Linked DNA regions of Homo sapiens: region 1 is linked to region 2. Evidence: chromatin contacts called from ENCODE Hi-C data. All regions are on one chromosome and are shown on one strand. The core of a region is the stretch at or near the end of the contact, and the rest is flanking DNA. Distances in the headings are between cores, read along the strand shown. Region 1 has its middle 130 kb from the start of POU3F4. Region 2 holds the start of HMGN5 (high mobility group nucleosome binding domain 5).

Region 1 (6,654 bases), core at 2,946-5,445, 2.4 Mb after region 2:
GGAGTATCTACTGTTCTCTGCACCTTATTTCACTTCCAAGGCAGTGTTAGTGCAAGGGTGGGGTGCTGGTGGAGGTGGGGCTGGTTGGCTCTTTTCCTGCCTAGTCTCCATCTGTAATGGCAGTTAGCAGGGGTACAAGGGGTGTCTACACTCCCACCACAGTAGTAGCAGGGAAGGGTGCATGCACCCTAGCACACTGGCGGGGCAAAAAAAGCAAAATCCACCTATGCAGACATGGACCTGAAAAGTGATGTGAGTAGTTGCCATGGGTCTAGGGGAAGCTGTAGTGAGTGGGAGGGAGCATGCAGGCTGGTGCATGACCATGGAGGCCACCTTACTGGAGCTCTTCACTGGATAAGCACAGTCCACCAGCACAGAAGCTATTATGTGATTCCTCAGGGCACCCAAAACTGCCCCACAAGCAGTTGTGGCCAGCCAGCGACCCCTGTAGAGGCCAGCAGACCAAGTAGTGCTCAGGTCAGATTGGCCACATCTGATGGGTAAGACCACCCTGCAGAGTTCAGGATTGACAGTTCCCCTAGGGCTAAAGTCTCCTATGGGGACAAGTCAAGCCTAGGGTCATGGCCGTCTCTGGATGTGCTCTGCTAGAGATGCTCTCACACTAATCTCTCTGTGCTCCACATCAGCCTCTATGCTGCCCCTACCATTTCTCTAAGCAGCAATCTCTGCCACTCGAGTGTCCATAGTGGTCGAAGTATCTCCTCCTGCTGGAGTTCCAGAGGCCAATGGTGAGAATGCGTTGTTCCTTGCTAATTCAACTCACCTATTCCCCTGAATCCAATGGGGGGGGCAGGAAATGAGTCCAGGTGCACAATAGCCCCGTGTAGAGTTCCCATATTCCTGCCCGTTCAGCCCAGCTTCTACGACTTCCCTCCATCTTGGTGCCTTCCCTCTGAAGATTTGTTAGAAGTATGCTAGTAGTCTGGATCCCTCCCTGGCAGTTGTTCCACCTTGCTGAGTCTAGTCAGCCATCTTGGCATAATCTGAGGCAAGTAGTTTAAGACCAACCAGGGAACCATAGTGAGACTGTGTCTCTACAAAAATGAAATAAAACAAAATAAAATAAAATAAAAAATAGCCAGGGATGGTGGCATGCAACTGTAGTTTTAGTTACTCAGGATGTTGAGGTGGGAGTATGACTTGAGCCTAGATGTTTGAAGTTTTAGTGAGCTATGGCTACACTGCACTCCAGCCTGAGTGACAGAGTGAGACCTTCAGGAAAAGAGAGAGAAAGAAAAAAGAAATGAAAGAAAGAAAGAAGAAAAGAAAGAAAGAAAGAAAGAGAGAAAGAGGAAGGAAGGAAGGAAGGTAGGAATGAAGGAAGGAAGGAAGGAAGGGAAAGAAAGGCCAGATTCTAACACAGAATAACCTGGCATTTATTGCTGCTCAACACTTTCCAAATCTAATTTGAAAAGCTTATATTTATAGTGAAGTCCCTGAAGGGGACTTCCCCTTGGATGCTTTACAATCGATTTCTGGCTTAATCCAGGTCACCAGAGAATTGTTAATCTGGACTGCTGGGCAACTTTATTTTGACATAGTATAGATCAATAATATCTTTTACAGACATTTTGTCATTAAGGCATTGAATTAAAATAAGGGGAATTATTAGAAACAGCCTTTAAGAAACAAATTGCTGGATTTATTGTCAAGGTCTTGTTGATACTGCTCACAATGTCCTCTTGAAAACATCTCATGAGAGACTAGTTATCTGATGTTAGTAACAATATTTGTTGTTAAGATATTATAACTCATACAGTTGATAGGGTTTCCATCTGCACTGACAGCTCGAAAGTTCAGAATCAAATTTGCGGCTCAGGTTTAGCAAATGTGAAAAAAAATTTTGGCATACATTTTACCTCCTAACTTCATTCAGATGCTCTTCATCCAGCCACTGCTATCTCTTCATTTCTAAATCCATAAACTCTTTTCTAGCTTTGTAGAGACAGTTTGTGTAGTGGTTATGATCATGGCCTCTACATTTAAGTAGGCTGTATTTAAATCTACTTTTTGTCACTTACTATGTAGCCTTGACCTAGTTACTTATATTCTCTATACCTCAGTTCCTCCATCTGTCCAGTGGATATAATAATGGTACATACCTCCTAGGGTTGTTATAAGTATTACATTGGGGTAATATATGCAAAGTGTTTAGAACAGTGCCTGACACCCGGTACTATTAATAACCCAATTTCAGGGGATGCCATTTACATAGAATGTAGCATGAATGATGCTTTTTAGATTTGGACAATGTGATGACTCTGCTGATACATAGTGAGTACTCTATAGATGTTAGCCAATGTTATTGCTCTCACATGTTCATAGACTGTGCAGTTTTAATGAAAGAAATAAACCTATTTCCCTCACTGTCTCCACAAAAGAAGGTGGGCCCACAAAAACCCAGGTTGTAAGAAAACTTTCTAACACTTACTTCTAAGGCTACCTCATCTCTAAATTCAGCCAGCTTCAATCCCATTTTGTTACACTTTGTTTTCTACCAGGCCGTTGATTTGGGAACAGTATGTGACACCAAGTATTATATGTAAACATAATGCCAGGTAGATCATCTTGTTGAACATACGTGTTCATGTGTTGTTATGGTAGAACGATTTATATTCCTTTAGGTATATATTCAATAATGGGATTGCCAGGTTGAATGGTAGTTCTTTTTTAAGTTCTTTGAGAAATTGCCAAATTGCTTTTCCCAATGACTGGACTAATTTACATTCCCATCAGCAGTGTACAAACGTTCCGTTTTCTCCAAAACCATGCCAGCATCTGTTATTTTTGACTCTTTAATAATAGCCATTCTTACTGGTGTGAGATGGTGTCTCATTGTGGTTTTGATTTGCATTTCTCCAGTAATTAGTGATGTTGGGCATTTTTTTCACATGCTTGTTGGCTGTGTGTGTGTGTCTTCTTTTGGGAAGTGTTTGTTAATTTCCTTTGTCCTCTTTTTAATGGGGTTGCATGGTTTTTGCTTGCTAATCTGTTTAAGTTCCTTATAGATTCTGCATATTAGACTTTTGTCAGAGGAATATTATGCAAGTATTTTCTCCCATTCTGTATGTTGTCTGTTTACTTTGTTGATGACTTTTTTTTTTTGCTGTGCAGAAGCTGTTTAGTTTAATTATGTCCTATTTGTCAATTTTTTTTTTGCAATTGTTTTTAGCATCTTCATCATGAAATCTTTGCCAGGTCCTATGTCCAGAATAGTATACCACAGGTTTTCTTCAAGGGTTTTTGTAATTTTAGATTTTACATTAAAGTCTTTCATATATCTTTAGTTAATTTTTTAAATGGTGTAAGAAAGTAGTCCTGTTTCAATCTTCTGCATATGGCTAGCCAGTTATCCCAGCATCGTTTATTGAATAGGGAATCCTTTATCCATTGCTTGTTATTGTTGACTTTGTTGAATATCAGATTGTTGCAGTTGTGTGGCTTTATTTCTGGCCTTTTTTGTTCCATTGGTTTATGTGTTTGTTTATGTATGAGTATCATGCTATTTTAGTTACTGTAGCCTTGTAACATGGTTTGAAGTCAGGTAATGTAATGTTTTAGGTTTGTTTTTTTTTCTTAGGAATGCTTTGGCTCTTCAAGCTCTTTTTGGGTCCTGTATGAATTTTAGCATAATTTTCTCTAATTCTGTGAAGAAAGTCATTGGGAGTTTGATAGGAATAGCATTGAATCTGTAAATTTCTTTGGGCAGTATGGCAATTTTAACAATATTAATTCTTACTATCCATGAGGATGGATTGTAGGGACCAGCCCTACAGGGTCTGTGGGTTTTTCTACTCTTGTGCGGAAATGAGAGATTGTAGAAATAAAGACACAAGACAAAGAGATAGAAGAAAAGACAGCTGGGCCTGGGGGACCACTACCACCAAGACACGGAGACCAGTAGTGGCCCCGAATGCCTGACTGCACTGCTATTTATTGTATACAAGGCCAAAGGGGCAGGGTAAGGAGTGTGAGTCATCTCCAATGATTGGTAAGGTCACGTGAGTCATGTGTCCACCAGACAGGGGGCCTTTCCCTTTTAGGTAGCTGAGGCTGAGAGAGAGAGGACAGCCTACGTCATTATTTCTTCTATGCTCTTCTCAGAAAGATTGAAGACTTAAATACTTTCACTAATTCTGCTACTGCTATCTAGAGGGCGGAGCCAGGTGTACAGAATGGAACATGAAAGTGAAACAGGAGTGTGACCGCTGAAGCACAGCATCACAGAGAGACGGTTAGGCCTCCAGATGGCTGTGGGTGGGCATGACTGACGTCAAGCCTTCCACAAGAGGTGGTGGAGCAGAGTCTTCTCTAACTCTCCTGGGGAGGTCTGCTAAGTAATGAGTGCCTTCCCTAGGCACTGACGCTACTGCTAGACCAAGATCAGCTAAGTAACGGTTGCCTTCCCAGGCACTGGCGTTACCGCTATACCAAGGAGCCCTCTAGCGGCCCTGTTCGGGCATGACAGAGGGCTCACACGTCTTCTGGTCACTTCTCACCTTGCCCCTTCAGCTCCTATCTCTTTATGGCCTGGTTTTTCCTAGGTTATAATTGTAGAGAAAAGATTATTATAATATTGGAATAAAGGGTAATGCTATAAACTGATGATTAATAATGTTCATATATCATCATATCTATCTATAATCTATTTCTAGTATAACTATTCTTATTTTATATATTTTCTTTATTATATTGGAACAGCTTGTGTCCTCGGTCTCTTGCCTTGGCACCTGGGTGGCTTGCTGCCCACAATGGACTATTTTTCCACTTCTTTGTGTCATCTTTAATTTCTTTCAACAGTATTTTGTAATTATTTTCACGGAGATCTTTCATCTCCCTGGTTAACTGTATTGAGTAGGAGTGGCTAGAGTGGGTATCCTTGTCTTGTTCCATAAATTCTCAATGTTTTTGTAAAATGAAAATAATAACATGTATCTCATAAAGGCGTTTTGAAGGTTAAATATAAAGTACCTACAATAGTACCTAATACACAATGTACGACCATTATTAATGTTACTGGGAGAGGAGATGATTAACAGCTTATTGCAACCAGGCAAGATACAAATGATTCCATATTCAGACAAACACATCTATAATTATTAAATAAAGCTTCTGGTCTAGAGTAGAGTTTATATGCTGGAAATCTTCTCAGGGGCATTATTACAATGAGGATCTGAAGAATGCATTCCAGAAAATTCTAAAAATGTCTAAACCACTTCAACTCTTTGCAGTTCTCCCAACCCCAAAGATCAAGGCAAACCAACTCCTGGCAACCCAGTGTTCGTATTGTGCTTTCTGCAGGGTGTAACTGAAGAGAAGTAAAAAATGTCAGTGTGTGTTGAAAGATTACCTGGGGCTCACCAAGTTGCTTAGTATTCTCTCACCTATATTATCGCTTTCAGGAATGTTCTTAGATAAAGATGTAACCAAATTTTTTCCTATCTTTGTTGTCTATCTTCAACCTACTCCTAAATGTTCCCTCCCTCATCCCTTCAGCTGAAAGATGCACTACTAATTTGGGTGGTTGCTAATTAAGATCTTAAACTGTGATCCCCTCTCCTGGAGTATGTGAGTTTTCACAGTGTACAAAAAAAGATACATACACACACACATACGCATACACACGCCACTCAAAACTTTTAACATGTAACAGAATGACATTATAATGATGAAATGCATATAATATTGTATATAAGCATATATAAGTAAATGTAATTCTACAAATATATCTGTTTGCACTGCTGTTATATAAATGTGTCTGACTTTGAACAGAAATAAAATAATTTCTAATTTGAATGCTATCTGGAAGAATCTCCCACTGAATAATTGAGAGAAGTCACTTAATCTACAGTTACTTCAATGTTTCACTGTCAAATGAATCCCCCCTCTTTAGGTGGATGCAAAAGTAATTGTGGTTTTTGCCATTAAAACCACGTACATTGTGTATCAGGTACTATTACAGGCACTTTAATATTTAACCTTCAAAACACCTTTATGAGATAGTTGTTATTAAAAGTAATGACAGGAACTGCGGTCACTTTTGCACCAACTTAATACGTGTTCCTAAGAAGCTGCTGGGGTTCAAATTGCACACTTGCTGGCACACTGGAATTTTGCTGTCAAAATATTTTATGCCTTCATGTGTGGATTACGTATGATCCAAATAAGAATGTCTACATGAGAATGCCACTCCCAAAGCAGCCCACACCTGAGGTCTGCTATAGCATTTGTCCCTTTTCATTTGTTCTTCATGATGCACTGACATTTGTCATTCTTATTCAACCTCAATGACTCTCTAGGCTGATTTAGAATTAATAATACAAACTGTTTCTAGGACTGCTGTAACACAGCTGTTTATTTTATCATTTTATAGAATTAGAGCCCTAAATATTTTTGCTTAAAAATAAAATGAGTGTTAATTTTGGAAATATACAATTAATTCTGCCTTAACGTCCCTCAGGGTGTGTTTGTGAGTGCACATGCCCACACTTACATGCACACATGTTGTGTGTGTGTACTTCTAAATAGATAGAAACAGGCTTCCACACGTAGTCATGCATCATTTGACAATAGGTATATGTTTTGAGAAATGTGTTAGGCTATTTCATTGCCCTGCAAACATCATAGAGTGTT
Region 2 (7,327 bases), core at 3,529-6,028:
AAGCATATTCTAAAATTTGTATAACTTTGTTTTAAAATTTAAAAAATTTTCAGCCACAAGCAATTCATTAAAATATGCTCGACAGTGATTTCTCTGCAGAAACAGGAATTCTGCTTATGTGAGATAAAAATGTAAACTCCAAATTGTTTTCAAATGAAATGAAATTTTTACAAATAGTAAACTTAATATTCAATGAAGTTGACATGATAATGTTTTTCAGACAGTTCATTAAACATTTCTACACCATAATTTTGTAGTGTTTTGTAGGTAAATAATATTTTAACTTTCTCAAAAGTTTAAAAGTAGGTAAAATTTCTGCTTCTGGAAAAGGTGGGGATAGGTGATCTGGAACTCTCTTGATAAAGGGAATTTAAAATATTGGAAGGTATTTTATAATACATGAAAAATATCAAAGACCTCAAGAGGAAAGTGAGGAATTATCAGGGCGAGAAAAGAGGGTGAATTACAACTCCAAAGAGCTCAGTGATGATAAAGAGTGCTTCTGCTGAGGGGGTATTTGCTGATCAAGAAAATTCAGCTACTTTTGGTGTGGCAAATGAAAATAACTCACCTGGAGACTCTTAGTTCTGAGTGAGGGGTGAGAGCATAGCAGTGTCCACTTGAGAAGGGAAAGGGATGTCATACTACGGTAGTATAAGACAAATTATGTTCATTTTGCAAAATGAAAAAAAAAAAACAGAAGAAAGAGTCTCCTGTTGCATAGGCCGAAAAGTGCAATAGCAGTAGCCCTGATGTTGGCAATGAGGAGGGTGACTAGATCATGCTGACTTACTTTTGCCTGATTATTTGTATAAAGATTTTGAGTTGTGTCTAGCAAAGGCAAGAGTTGGATAAGTGGAGAGGGCAGAAAAGGTTATGAGAATGTGGGGAGAAGGTGAAGAAAGAAACAGGAAGAGCAAAGGCATGAGAGTGATCATAAGCATGATGATTGCAGCAGGTAGTCAACAATGATTACGTACATAGGGAAGTTAGTTTGGGGGAGCACTAAGTAAGATTGTATGAATAGTGTGGGCCTAGATTATGGTGAAAACTGTTTAGCAACATAATTTAGGTTTAGTTCGATAGTCAATGGAGAGCTAATTTAAGTATTTCTGCCTACGTTGTCTTCAGTAATATAAGAAAGTGGTGTTTTAGGATGAAAAAATTGCTAACTTTTTTTTTAGTACTTTCACTCTTCCAGGCAGTGAGTTAACAGTAATAGTTAAGAAGGTGGCCTCTGGAGGCTAGCAGCATCCTGATACCAAAGCCTGGCAGAGACACAACAACAAAAAAGGAGAATTTTAGGCCAATATCTCTGATGAACATCGATGTGAAAATCCTCAGTAAAATACTGGCAAACAGAATCTAGCAGTACATCAAAAAGCTTATCCACCACGATCAAGTTGGCTTCATCCCTGGGATGCAAGGCTAGTTCAATATATGCAAATCAATTAATGTAATCCATCACATAAACAGAACTAATGACAAAAACCACACGATTATCTCAATAGATGCAGAAAAGGCCTTCGAAAAAATTTAACAGCCCTTCATGCTAAAAACTCTCAATAAACTAGGTATTGATGGAACATATCTCAAAATAATGAGAGCTATTTATGACAAACCCACAGCCAATATAATACTGAATGGACAAAAACTGGAAGCATTCCCTTTGAAAACTGGCACAAGACAAGGATGCCCTCTCTCACCAATCCTATTTAACATAGTGTTGGAAGTTCTGGCTAGGGCAATCAGGCAAGAGAAAGAAAGAATGGGTATTCAATTAGGAAAAGAGGAAGTCAAATTGTCCCTGTTTGCACATGACATGATTGTATACTTAGAAAATCCCATTGTTTCAGCCCAAAATCTCCTTAAGCTGATAAGCAACTTCAGCAAAGTCTCAGGGTACAAAATCAATGTGCAAAGATCACAAGCATTCCTATACACCAATAACAGACAAACAGAGAGCCAAATCATGAGTGAACTCCCATTCACAATTGCTACAAATAGAATAAAATACCCAGGAATCCAACTTACAAGGGATGTGAAGGACCTCTTCAAGGAGAACTACAAACCACTGCTCAATGAAATAAAAGAGGACACAAACAAATGGAAGAACATTCCGTGCTCATGGATAGGAAGAATCAATATCGTGAAAATGGCCATACTGTCCAAAGTAACTTATAGATTCAATGCTATCCCCATCAAGCTACCAATGACTTTCTTCACAGAATTGGAAAAAACTACTTTAAAGTTCATATGGAACCAAAAAAGAGCCCACATGGCCAAGACAATCCTAAGCAAAAAGAACAAAGCTGGAGGCATCATGCTACCTGACTTCAAACTATACTACAAGGCTACAGTAACCAAAACAGCATGGTAGTGGTACCAAAACAGATATATAGACCAATGGAACAGAACAGAGGTCTCAGAAATAACACCACACATCACAACCATCTGACCTTTGACAAACCTGACAAAAACAAGCAATGGGGAAAGGATTCCCTATTTAATAAACGGTGCTGGGAAAACTGGCTAGCCATATGTAGAAAGCTGAAACTGGATCCTTTCCTTACACCGTATACAAAAATTGACTCAAGATGGATTAAAGATTTAAATGTAAGACCTAACACCATAAAAACCCTAGAAGAAGACCTAGGCAATGCCATTCAGGACATAGGCATGGGCAAAGATTCATGACTAAAACACTGAAAGCAATGGCAACAAAAGCCAAAATAGACAAATGGGATCTAGTTAAACTAAAGAGCTTCTGCACAGCAAAAGAAACTATCATCAGAGTGAACAGGCAACCTACAGAATGGGAGAAAATTTTTGCAATCTACTCATCTGACAAAGGGCTAATATCCAGAATCTACGAAGAACTTAAACAAATTTACAAGAAAAAAACAACCCCATCAAAATGTGGGCAAAGGATATGAACAGACATTTCTCAAAAGAAGACATTTATGCAGCCAACAGACATATGCAAAAATGCTCATCATCACTGGTCATGAGAGAAATGCAAATCAAAACCACAATGAAATACCATCTCATGCTAGTTAGAATGGCAATCATACAACAGATGCTGGAGAGGGTTTGGAGAAATAGGAATGCTTTTATACTGTTGGTGGGAGTGTAAATTAGTTCAACCATTGTGGAAGACAGTGTGGCGATCCCCCAAGGATCTAGACTAGAAATGTCATTTGACCCAGCAATCTCATTACTGAGCATATACCCAAAGGATTATAAATCTTTCTATAATAAAGACACATGCACATGTATGTTTATTGCAGCACTATTCATAATAGCAAAGACTTGGAACCAACTCAAATGTCCCAGTGATAGACTGGATTAAGAAAATGTGGCACATGTACACCATGGAATACTATGCAGCCATAGAAAAGGATGAGTTCATGTCCTTTGCAGGGACATGGATGAAGCTGGAAACCATCATTCTAAGCAAACTATCACAAGGACAGAAAACCAAACACCACATGTTCTCACTCATATGTGGGAGTTGAACAATGAGAACACATGGACACAGGACAGGGAACATCACACCCCGGGGCCAGTCGGGGGGTGGGGGGCTGGAGGAGTGATAGCATTAGGTGAAATACCTAATGTAAACAACGAGTTGATGGGTGCAGCAAACCAACATGGCACATGTATACCTATGTAACAAACCTGCACGTTGTGCACATGTACCCTAGAATTTAAAGTATAATTAAAAAAAAATAAGAAGGTGGCCTCTGGAGTTCCTAACTCTGGAATGTACTAACCATATGATTTTAGGAAAACTATTTTTCTGAGTTTCAGTTTCTTCATCTGTAAAATTAATGTAATAGTACCCACCTCTTGAGGTTGTTTTAAGGACAACATGTAAAGAGATTAATTTGGAATTAGTATTTAAGACAGATTGGAGAAGGGAAAACCTGTGGGTAGGGAACAGTTAACAAAGCTATTGTAAGCACTGAGCCTAGGCAAAGACAGTAAACCACTAGACTGGAGACAGTGGAAAAACAGCAAAGGAAAAGAAGTAGGACAAGCGACTGACTCCTCTCCACTCTCATTCATCTTGCAAATTCCTTTTTTTCTGTTCATTTAACATAATCTGGGAACCTAAAACTACACTTTGAAGTATATGGTCTGTCTCTGGACATTATTAACTGTTTGCTCATTTCCTTAGAGCTACAAATAACCATCTGATCTCTCTCTTCACCATTTCAACATCTGCAATATGTTCTCCCAAATCCCTTACTTCAGTCAGTTAAAAAGCAAAACAAAACAAAAATCATCCATCTTTTTACACAATATTTTCAATCTTTTCTTTGTAATTTATTCCTTCATTCTTAAACTTGCCAATCAGGCCTCCTGCAAATTCCCACGGAAGCAGGGTTCCCTAATTTAACAAAACACAAAATTCAAAAAGAAAACCAATCCTGCCATTTCTGGGCTTAAGGAAACCTGAAACTTTCCTTCAAAACTCTGCAGCATTGCTCAGTACTTTAGTGCCTAATTCCTACAACGAGCTAAGATCAGAAAAATCACTACGTAATAGGAATCTTAAAATGCGCAAGGCTTTGAGAACATGGGTTTTCAACATACAGCTTGCTCTTTCAGGATCTGTCTTCTTATTTGCATATATTTCTGAGCAGGAAGTTATGCGCAGTACTTTTAGTCTCCGCGTGAAAAGGTCCTTCATGCTAATCTAATTCAATTCAGTTCTCCTTTTTCTTTCTTCTTCTCCTCGCCCTCTTCTCAGGGAAGGAATCGTCAAAAATCAATGTTTCAACAGATCTCGCGGTGCTATTCGAGATTCCCTATTAAAAAAAAATAGAATTGATGCAAACAGCCTGTTCCTTCCGGGGTTTTGGGCTGGAACTGCAGCGCTTAGAGAGCTCGGTGGAAGCTGCTAAAGGCGGAGGCGGGGCTCTGGCGAGTTCTCCTTCCACCTTCCCCCACCCTTCTCTGCCAACCGCTGTTTCAGCCCCTAGCTGGATTCCAGCCATTGCTGCAGCTGCTCCACAGCCCTTTTCAGGACCCAAACAACCGCAGCCGCTGTTCCCAGGATGGTGATCCGTGTATATATTGCATCTTCCTCTGGCTCTACAGCGGTAAGGAGAGTGGGGAGTCCACCTTTGTTGTTTTCCTACACACCAGTCCTCTGCTGCCCCAGAACCATTAAAATGCAGAAGTTCCTCTGGCAGCTTCTCCTTTGGAAGACTCATGCATCCCCGATCCCACCCTTCTTCTTCCCTTTTTTCCCTTTGTTGCATCGATTTCATTTTTTTTTTTTTCCACATAGAGTTCAGCTTTGTTTGCTTCGTGACGTTGGGGGGCACATTTCTGCTTTGAAGGAAAACGAAAGCTACCAAGTTTTGGGAGATGGGAGATGGTGCTATACGGTCTTTAGGGTTACGTGAAGTCAAGTAAAATCGCACACTGGTGAGTTTCAAGAGTGAGACATTTGATGAATACGCCCTAAGTACTGAGACAAGGAGGAGTGCACTTCTGTAAAGGATGGGGGTACACATGCTGTAACTGGTGGGGATTGAGTGGAGGCCTACCGAGGCATTGTAATTATTCTGGGTGAGTGAGACCCTGGTAATAGAGTTATTTTGAGAGTGTGTAGAAGAAAGTGGTTAACTTGAGCTTGAAGGCCTGTTAGAACTAGACAAATTGGGAGGGGAAGTTGGTAACAATGACGTAAATTTTTTTTTAACTTAATATGACACGAGATTCAGTTTTCCCCCCATATTGTCCCTTATTTTGACTGTTTCTATTCTTTCAAAATATTTTACTTTTAAATTTCTCTCACTGCTTCAAGTATATTGAGAACTGGATAGGGAGCTCAGTGGCTTCTTGTGTAGTGGCAGCCTGAGTTGCTGCTGCTTCAAATGATAGGACTTTCTCTTTCATGGATTCACTTACTCTTAATTTAGAATAACAAATTTTCAGCAGCTGTCGGGAGAATATGATAAACTGGGGTGCAAGATGAGTGTATATCCATGATAAATGAAAGTGCTTCTGCTTTTTACAACTCAAGAGAAAGGCAGACAGTGGCAAGAACAGATGTGTGGGTTCAGATTGTAGGGTATAGGAACCCCTTCCCTCTTCTTGAGCTTTAGAGCAGCAGCTAATCCAGGTTGTTGTGTGTTTTTATTTTTTGGCTTGTTTATTTACACCTGAGAGGATGTGGAATGGAAGTGGAGGTTATGTTAAATCACAAGAACCTTGATATTTGAACTTTGTCTTCTCTGGCCACCATGTGTGGATATGTTTATGCAATTTTGGAATATCAGAAAATTTAATCTTACATTTTTTGAATAAGTTTAGGTTAAAAAAAAGAACACCTTTTATATTTCCTTTGGACCTAATTTTATGAGCCTCTTGCTTTATTATTTTCCATACATGTTGTCTAATATTTCAAAGTAAAATTTGAGTTGCTCAGAGTCTCAACTCAATCCAATAATTGTAAAGTCCAACTTAATGCCTTTAGTTAAACCCCTAATGAGACTGAACAGATCAGGCAGTTAGTTTTGCTTTGGGAGTCATACAGTTTCAATACTGTTATTTATTCTTTGCTTTCTCCTTCCTCTACCCCTTCTTTAAAAGTAGATTCAACAAGAAACTGCTTTCAGAATTTCTATTCAAGTAAGAATAACTGCACCTCTCTTTGTTAAGTCTTAAGTTTCCAAGAGCCTTAGAAATGGCTGCTGTCTTCTATTATTTCCTTTATTGGACTCCTTTTTTTTTTTATTTAGATTTCAACTTTTATTTTAGATTCAGAGGGTACATGTGCAGATTTGATGCATGGGTATACTGTGCAAGGTTTGGGGTACCATTGAACCTCTCACCCTGGTAGTGGGCGTAGTACCCAATAGGTAATTTTACAACCTTTGCCTTCCTCCCTCCCTCCTCTGTAGTCTTCAGTGTCTATTCTTCCCATCTTTGTTGGACTTTATTGTTGAAGACCATGCAAATGGCAGATGTTTATGGTATTTGTATTTTATTTCAATTTTTTGTCATGAGTAGTTAGAAATTTATTAGAAATTTATCTACTGTAGTAATTATAGTTCAATGAACCTGTTATCAAAATTCTACTTCATAATGCCAAAATAAATCCTTGCTTTATTATACTATTACAACACTTTTAAATAATACCAAAACAGTGTAAAGTGAGTACTTCTTTGTAACATGAATGGAGTGGTGATTATTTACTTCAGAAAGGCACTTTTCAGTTTGCTGTACTAAAGTTTTCCTTTAAGATTGATGCCCTGTTTGTTTTAATACATAAGTTAGAAAGTTTTGAGCAAATATCCTGATGGAG

The links. A loop is a pair of places that touch in the nucleus more often than their neighbours do. Pooled maps may share reads with other maps.
Region 1: a pooled map shows a loop between it and region 2 (13-fold over the local background). The contact joins the enhancer-like site here to the promoter of HMGN5 in region 2. A Hi-C loop is called at or near these places in 4 of 37 single-sample maps with no recorded cell type and 9 of 50 pooled maps.

Annotation. Positions count from the first base shown.
Region 1 is chrX:83,630,981-83,637,634 of GRCh38, forward strand. No RefSeq gene overlaps it. Among named protein-coding and RNA genes, the nearest start is that of POU3F4, 130 kb to the left of the region's middle. RefSeq lists an enhancer at 4,032-4,381. Within about 2 kb of position 4,196, at least 6 of the 41 ENCODE cell types and tissues checked have a DNase peak (open chromatin) inside an H3K27ac peak, as active enhancers do.
Region 2 is chrX:81,197,135-81,204,461 of GRCh38, forward strand. It overlaps HMGN5 (high mobility group nucleosome binding domain 5), which reads right to left and starts at 4,779. Exons shown (of 7, transcript NM_030763.3): 1 at 4,603-4,779. SH3BGRL (SH3 domain binding glutamate rich protein like) reads left to right here and starts at 4,968. Exons shown (of 4, transcript NM_003022.3): 1 at 4,968-5,111. The coding sequence starts at 5,067. RefSeq lists enhancers at 4,624-4,873, 4,994-5,163.